2 separate regions of the Homo sapiens genome follow, and region 1 is linked to region 2. Evidence: chromatin contacts called from ENCODE Hi-C or POLR2A ChIA-PET data. All regions are on one chromosome and are shown on one strand. Each heading gives the region's core, a stretch centred on a gene start or an enhancer-like site at or near the end of the contact. The rest is flanking DNA. Distances are from core to core; before and after follow the strand shown.

Region 1 (3,700 bases), core at 892-3,391, 600 kb after region 2:
TATTTTTTAGCCCTTAGAATCTTTCTACTCAAGATCAAATTTTAATATTAATAGAGCCAAATATATTTGATTATGGGAGAACCACTGATGTTCTGTGTTGTTTATAAATTGGAAAGGCAGCAAAAATGGAGGAGAATTATTCTGGTGACCCAACCTAAGTGACACAGTTACCCAGGCAGATGCGCAATAGCGTCTAGAATCCCAACAGTTTGTCTCAGGTCTCTTTCAAAATCTCAGCAACAGCACCTTAGACCTTTCTGGAATCAAAGTTTTGGATCTAAGACTTCAAAGTGGGGAAAGCAATGCAAGACTACTCAGGGACTGACATGTGTAGAATCAAAAAGAGAGAAAGGGAGGTATATGCTGAAAATGGTATGAGATCCATACCCCCAGTGACTTGCACTGGTTCTTCTACTTTGTTCAGCCTCAGCCAGATGGAAGACTCGTTTCTATATTAAAATCTTTTTTCCCCCTCCTTCATTATCTCTCCCTGCTGCCCAAAAGAGGAATCAAACTCACTGCATCAAGCTGGCAAAGAGCTACAGGCGCCTTCCACTTGGAAGTAAGAAGCTAGAGCAGCTCACCCATTAACATTTCTGTGATTCACAGGAGAGCTCATTCACAGCTGCTCAGACTCTGAGCAGAGAGATTAGAACTAGAACTGTTTAAAATTCCTAAGCCAGAGGAGTTTCACGGGGCGGGGTGCTTCTAAACAGCCTGCAGTCAGCCATGCCCTTGCAGACAAGGCTCTGGGGGTTCCACATGCACCTCCAGCCTCAGAAGACTGGCCTGACCAGTCCTGCAGCTGTTTTGAGGACAGTAGCTAAGCCTGGAAGTGGTGACTTTATTTACCATTTTTGGTTAGTCACTAAGTAAAGTCTTTGCCTAGAAACCTTCATTTCTTATGCAGTAGGGTAGAAAAGGTCCAGCTAAAAATTTTCCTGAAATACTTCACCAAACAGGCCAGTTCTACAATTAGGAAATTACCACGCTGAGTAATATTTGCCAGTCTGGTTTTTAGTGAAGTCAGGTTTCGTCCACTGGCATCTCAAGCTGATTGGCAGACAGACCTAGGTCCTACACCCAACCCCTCCCTTGCAATTTGGGCAGGTTATATTTTTAAAAGTGCAGACTTCCTGTGCTTTTGAACATTTTGAAGGCTAGGATAGTATTCACAAATCAGGGGTGCATTTAATCTTTTATATCACATGCCTGCTACTGGATTTGCAAAATGCTGCATAGATACACAGCCTCTCAAGTTGGCTTCTAGGCAATGGTGACAATTTGCACTTTCTAGAGGCATGACTTTTCAAGAGGTTTGTGAACTAGTTTTAAAATGTTCTATGGAGGAAATGAGAAATGGACTTGACAGTCAGTAAGTTATTTTATCTTAATTTTAAATAAAAAATAATGTAATTACTTGGTGACCACAAATACAAGTGGCATGGCTTGTCTTTTCCCTTGTGAAACTGCTACCTGTTGTTTTGAATAATTAAATTCAATAGAAATGTTTCTTAATGATTGAGAAGGTTAGAACTATGTCTCTATTTTTAGGTAGGTCACTGAATATGTAAAGTCTAAATTCTGAAGATATTCCCCTATTTTAGGGTTAAATTAAAAGCACACTCACATTTTGCTTCCTATTAGCACCATACAACTGGCAAGAGGAGAAGGAGGTTGTGAAATTCAAATCAAGAAATGTTTTCACTTGCTGGAAACTATGGTAAAGCTCTGAGGGAAAAAAGAATGAAAAGCTCTTTCTTAAGAAAAAAAAAGCTTGGATTTTCCCTACTTAGAGTGGACTATTGAGTATGTAAATAAATTGGTTAACCTCTCTGATACTATGCAAAGAAACCTCACCCACACAGTAGACTTGGGGATTTTTTTAAATGGTGGTAGTGCACAGATTGTATCCTTAATTTCAACCTAAGCAACGCATGTAGAGTGCCCATCAGATAGTAGGTGTACTGCTAAGCCCCTGACAATACACACTTGATAATGAAAGAAATTAAATGAAAAATCGTTCTCCAAACTGATGACCAAATTAGATCTTATCAATTCACGGACAAAGTCAGGAGAGAGAAAGAGGAAACTAGTATGTTCACACATACCTCAGTGATGGTTCAAAGTTCAGATTAAAATCTACATCCTTTTTCAAGAAGTGCTGTGCTGATATTTGGTACCGCAGTCCCGGAGAATGTGAAGAGATCTTTGTGCTTACTCCTTCCTAGTTTTCTTCTTCCTTTTGTTTTTTTAACAGAGAAGGAAAGGGAGATGTGGGTGATTTCTACAGATTTCCTTAATTAAAGCTAGTTTGACTCCCCACTTAAGTGAAATAAGGCTGTTAAAAAGAAAAGTAGTCTCACTTATCAATAGGCACTGAAGAATCAATGTTTGGCTTACCTGTTCAGATCAAATTCCTTGATTACATTATTTTACAAAGCTGAGTAGGGCTTAAGCTAGTTACCACTGATGCCATTGGCAAGTATTTCTTCATTCACGCACAGGCCATAATCCACTACACCAACTCAGGCCCACGGGATGACTTCCATTTCTTCTTCTTCTTTTTTTTTTTTTTTTTTTTTTTGAGATGTAGTGTCGCTCTTGCCACCCAGATTGGAGTGCAACGGTGCGGTCTCGGCTCACTGCAACCTCCACCTCCTGGGTTCAAGCATTTCTTCTGCCTCAGCCTCCCAAGTAGCTGGGACTACAGGCGCACACCACCACGCCCGCCAGCTAATTTTTTATCTTTTTAGTAGAGATGGGTTTCACCATGTTGGCTGGGCTGGTCTCCAATTCCTGACCTCCGGTGATCCACCCACCTCAGCCTCTCAAAGTGCTGAGATTACAGATGACTTCCATTTCTATAGATCCATTTTGCCATTAGAAATTAAAAAAAAAAAAACTCCCAGCCCACAGTATCTCAAATCACATGTGCAGCAGCAGAACAAAACCTGCTGTGGCTGTGATAGGTATGATTTTACCACGAAGATTCAGACGTTGTTACATGGTTGAAAAAGCAGTCACTGCACAGAGCAAGTGAGAAATTGAGCAATGCAACTTAATACAGCTTTTCCCTATTGCTTATAAAACAACGTTCTTAATTTTTAATTACATGTAAAATTCTTCTGAATTTTTACTTTAAGTTATTTCAATAGACTCCCTTGGGGTGCTTTAAGAATATCCCATGGGGCACTTTTTTACTGTGGGTCATCAGCCTAAGCTGTTGGAAAAAGGCCCTGGGTTTTTTTGGTTTGTTTTTAAAATGTTGTATAACAGCTTTAAATGTGCAAGACATGATAGAGTGGGGGAAAAAAACTTGTTGAATTCTTAACTTTGTTTTTCCATCTGAAATATTAGTATGCCTGTGTTTTTATTTTTTCCTAATTCCAAGCAACAGTGAACCTAATTTACAATTTTTTTCTCAAAAAAAAAAAAAAAAAAAAAAGGAAAGTTTAACATTGTATTAGGGAGGCTTCAGAATTAGCAGGTGCACTCCAACAGATTTATAGGGGCCAGTGGACTGATAGCTGTATTTTAGGACTGGGAAACATCTGCTCAAAGTAAGTAGTTTATGGTTTCCATATCAAATAGAAGAAAAAAATACCACACTGGTCCTCAGACTTTGGTAGTTGTGTTTTTAGAAAACCAAATTCACACAAATTCTATTCTAGGGGACTTGTATATTTCATTGCTATGT
Region 2 (3,451 bases), core at 810-3,309:
AGTACCCACGTGCTAGCCACTAGACAAGATATAGTAAATAGCTATTCAATCACTGTTTTTAAAAATCCTATTAGGTTTAATTAACTGCATCCCCAGAGGTAAAGAAGCAATGATGTCTACTTTTTAAATCCTTGTTTTAAAAATTCCTATACTATTAGGAGTCAAGAAGACTGACTGCCTGCTGGCTGAGTTCTGCTGGACTGTTTTTTGCTCCACTCGGCTTCAGTTGGGCAGGAAGAAACAAACAAAACAACAATAATAACAAAATGTGTGTGTGTGTGTGTGTGTGTGCATGTGCACACGTGTTTTGCATACAGTCAGCCCTCCATATCCATAAGTTCTGCATCCATGAATTCAACCAATCATGGATGGAAAATATTTGAGGAGCAAAAAGGATGGTTGCATCTCTGCATGTTGATCTTCTTTTCTTGTCATTATTCCCTAAATTGTACAGTATAACACCTATTTATAATGCATAGCATCTACATTGTATTAGGTATTATTAGTAATCTAGAGATGATTTAAAGTATTTGGGAAGATGTGCATAGGTTATATGCAAATACTATGCCATTTTACATCAGAAACTGGAATATCTGTGAATTTTGTATCTAAGAGGGTTCCTAGAACCAACGCCCCTCAGTTACTGAGGGATGACTATGTGTACATATGTGTGTGTGCATGTGTATATGTGTGTGTATATATATGAATGTATGTGTATGTATGTACACAATTATTTTAAAGACATTACAATTTAATATTTTTGTCACAAAATGTGTTCTTTTTTTTTTTTTTGAGACAGAGTCTCACTCTGTTGCCCAGGCTGGAGTACAGTGGCACAATCTTGGCTCACTGCAACCTCCATCTCCCGGGTTCAAGCAATTTCTGGCTAATTTTTGTATTTTTAGTAGAGACAGGGTTTCACCATGTTGGCCAGGCTGGTCTTGAACTCCTGATCTCAAGTGATCCCCTCGTCTCAGCCTCACAAAGTGCTAGGATTACAGGCATGAGCCACTGCACCCGGCCCACAAAATGTGTTCTATGTGCACAATAAATGACAGCCTCTGAAACAAAGAAGCCAAAAAAAAAAAAAAAAAAAGAATAATAGTTTTGTACTTTTAGGAATCATGTTTTGAAATATGTATTTTCGTTTTTTAAAGATGCAATAAAGTATAATTTTAATATTTGATACTTAAAATATTTAAGCAAGAAAGTAAAACTTTAATATTTTAGAATTACCATACTCCTAAAATGAATCTATAGTTACCTTTTTAAGGGTTATGTGCTATCCAGATTATATTTCCAATAAGCTCTTAATAAAATATTTAAAACCTCTATCTCTCATAATATATTTTTTCATTCTTGTCTGCTCAAAAACAAAAACAAAAAAACAATTATTTTTTCAAAAGCAAGTGAAATTAAAAGACACTAAATCCGAATTGCATTTCAAGTTTAAAGTTCTAGTTAAAGCCTCAGCAACATTTGAGACATGATGAAGTGAGCAAGAAAAAATTTGATGAATATACAAAATTTTTTTGGGGGGTCAATCTGCATTAAAAATTGGGATTTCCATATGCAATATCTAGCCTATCTAAAAAAAATTCTTAGAGACATAGGAACAGACAGGCTATTGAGTATGTGACCCTATGTAAAATAAATGACTGTCATCTCTGTTGAATGTACTCAGTAGGGTAAGAGCTGAGCCTTGCATTTTTTTTGGTGTGGTTTTAGCCATCACATGACCTAATTTCCATGGCAGGAACCATCTGGTAAATTTCAGATGCTTTCTGCTTTTAAAGAGAGTTGTCAGTTCCTAATGTTGCGGAAGTTCATGATTCCATATGGGGCCTCTCGCGATTAGAAACCACTCATTCGGCCTCATCCCCTCATTTCTCCTTTTGTACCGACGCGGGGACGCGGGCTCGGGCACTTTGGCTGTGCCTGCGCCGCGCCGCGCAGCCTGCGGTCTGGCTCGGTAGCGAGATGCAGGAGGACTCGCCGCCTACACATCCTGCCTCCCGGGCCCGCGCGGCTCTGCGCGCTCATTGGCTCGCCCTGCAGGAAGATGAACGCTACTACTTCTGTTTCCTTTTGATGCTGCTCTGACACCCCGGTGGGGGAAATGTTTCCTCAGGAGCTGGCGCAGAAAATTAAGGGCTACCAGGAGCAGATCGCTTCTTTGAATTCCAAGTGCAAGATGCTGACGATGAAAGCCAAGCACGCCACCATGCTGCTGACGGTGACCGAGGTCGAGGGGCTGGCGGAAGGGACAGAGGACCTGGATGGGGAGCTCCTCCCCACGCCTTCGGCCCACCCCTCTGTGGTCATGGTAAGGATCCAGTGGGTCCCCGCGGCTTTGCTCTTTGACTGGAGCCTGGCGAGTGGCTCCATGTTCCCTCTCCGTGGCTGATTTCAGGGACCAGCCTTCGATCTTGCAGATTCAGAGGGAGGAACAGATTCCTTAAGTCTCTTTGACTACCGTTGGGCCGGGCCAATCTTTGACACTGTAAACAATGACAGTTAAAATGAAACTATGTGCTCGAGACAGCTGAATTACTTAACATGTCAGAGGTCTACCCTGTATTTGTTTATAATTTCGCAATAATACTGAGAGGCTCTGAGCTTTAAACAATAATTTACTTGCACAGTGTTTTAGTTGTCTGGGGGATGGGAAATTCATGGCATATATATTTAGTTGTGGTCTCCACGCTAACTAGCTAACTACATATGTGCATGTACTCTACTGTATAAATGTGTAATACAATTTAGAAGAACAGCTATTGTTAGAAAAATATGAAAACAGACCGTCTAAAGCTTGGCTTTGGATTAAAATAAATCAACTTTGTTATTTTCTATTCTGCACCACTATTTTCCTATACACTTGCCATCTAAAATGCATTGAGTATTTTGGTGACTATAATGTTTCCCAGTGCTGTGTGTTTTCCCTTATATGTGCTGTGCCTCAGGTAATGAGTAACCATACCTGAGCCCATTTGGCAATAACAGTACTTTGGGTGCATTTATCTTCCTACCATATTTGAAACTTGAGATGTCCACAAAAGACCAAGCTTTATTTCACAGACCTTTTCTCATTTGTATGATTCGTGATTTTTCCAGTTATTTATAAAGCCACAAACTCTCCAAAGAAAGGAAAATAATGAAGTATTTAATCAACAACAAAACTTCAATGTCATATGCACCCCCATCCCTGATTGTTTTACAAATGATTACTAGCATCATATTCTCTTGAAGACAGAACTTTTAAATACTAACACAGGATTAATATGTGAATTCGGGTCCCAGTAATTTTAACCTTCGTTTTATAATTAACTCTGTTTTGGCCTGTGCCTGAACAGGACTTATGTTAACATAGCTAATTGATTTTCATGTCCTTTGGGCTACATTTTACGTGGCAGATGACTGCAGGTCGCTGTCACACTTTGCTGTCACCGGT

Evidence for each region. Hi-C counts contacts between places; a loop is a spot of excess contacts on that map. ChIA-PET counts read pairs that join two places held with the same protein, here RNA polymerase II (POLR2A). Pooled maps may share reads with other maps.
Region 1: a map with no recorded cell type shows a loop between it and region 2 (5-fold over the local background). The contact joins two enhancer-like sites. A Hi-C loop is called at or near these places in 4 of 37 single-sample maps with no recorded cell type and 11 of 50 pooled maps. POLR2A ChIA-PET finds 5 or more read pairs at or near these places in 8 of 52 experiments (B cell, GM12878, OCI-LY7 and 4 more).

The regions. Positions count from the first base shown.
Region 1 is chr6:151,700,417-151,704,116 of GRCh38, reverse strand. It overlaps a transcript of ESR1 not described here. Among named protein-coding and RNA genes, the nearest start is that of ESR1, 110 kb to the left of the region's middle. Within about 2 kb of position 2,141, at least 2 of the 41 ENCODE cell types and tissues checked have a DNase peak (open chromatin) inside an H3K27ac peak, as active enhancers do; they include B cell, where a contact is called at or near this core.
Region 2 is chr6:152,300,744-152,304,194 of GRCh38, reverse strand. It overlaps SYNE1 (spectrin repeat containing nuclear envelope protein 1), which reads left to right. Exons shown (of 146, transcript NM_182961.4): 92 at 2,132-2,326; 93 at 3,414-3,451. Among named protein-coding and RNA genes, the nearest start is that of SYNE1-AS1, 78 kb to the left of the region's middle. RefSeq lists enhancers at 1,746-1,815, 1,966-2,365, 2,416-2,465. Within about 2 kb of position 2,059, at least 35 of the 41 ENCODE cell types and tissues checked have a DNase peak (open chromatin) inside an H3K27ac peak, as active enhancers do; they include B cell, where a contact is called at or near this core.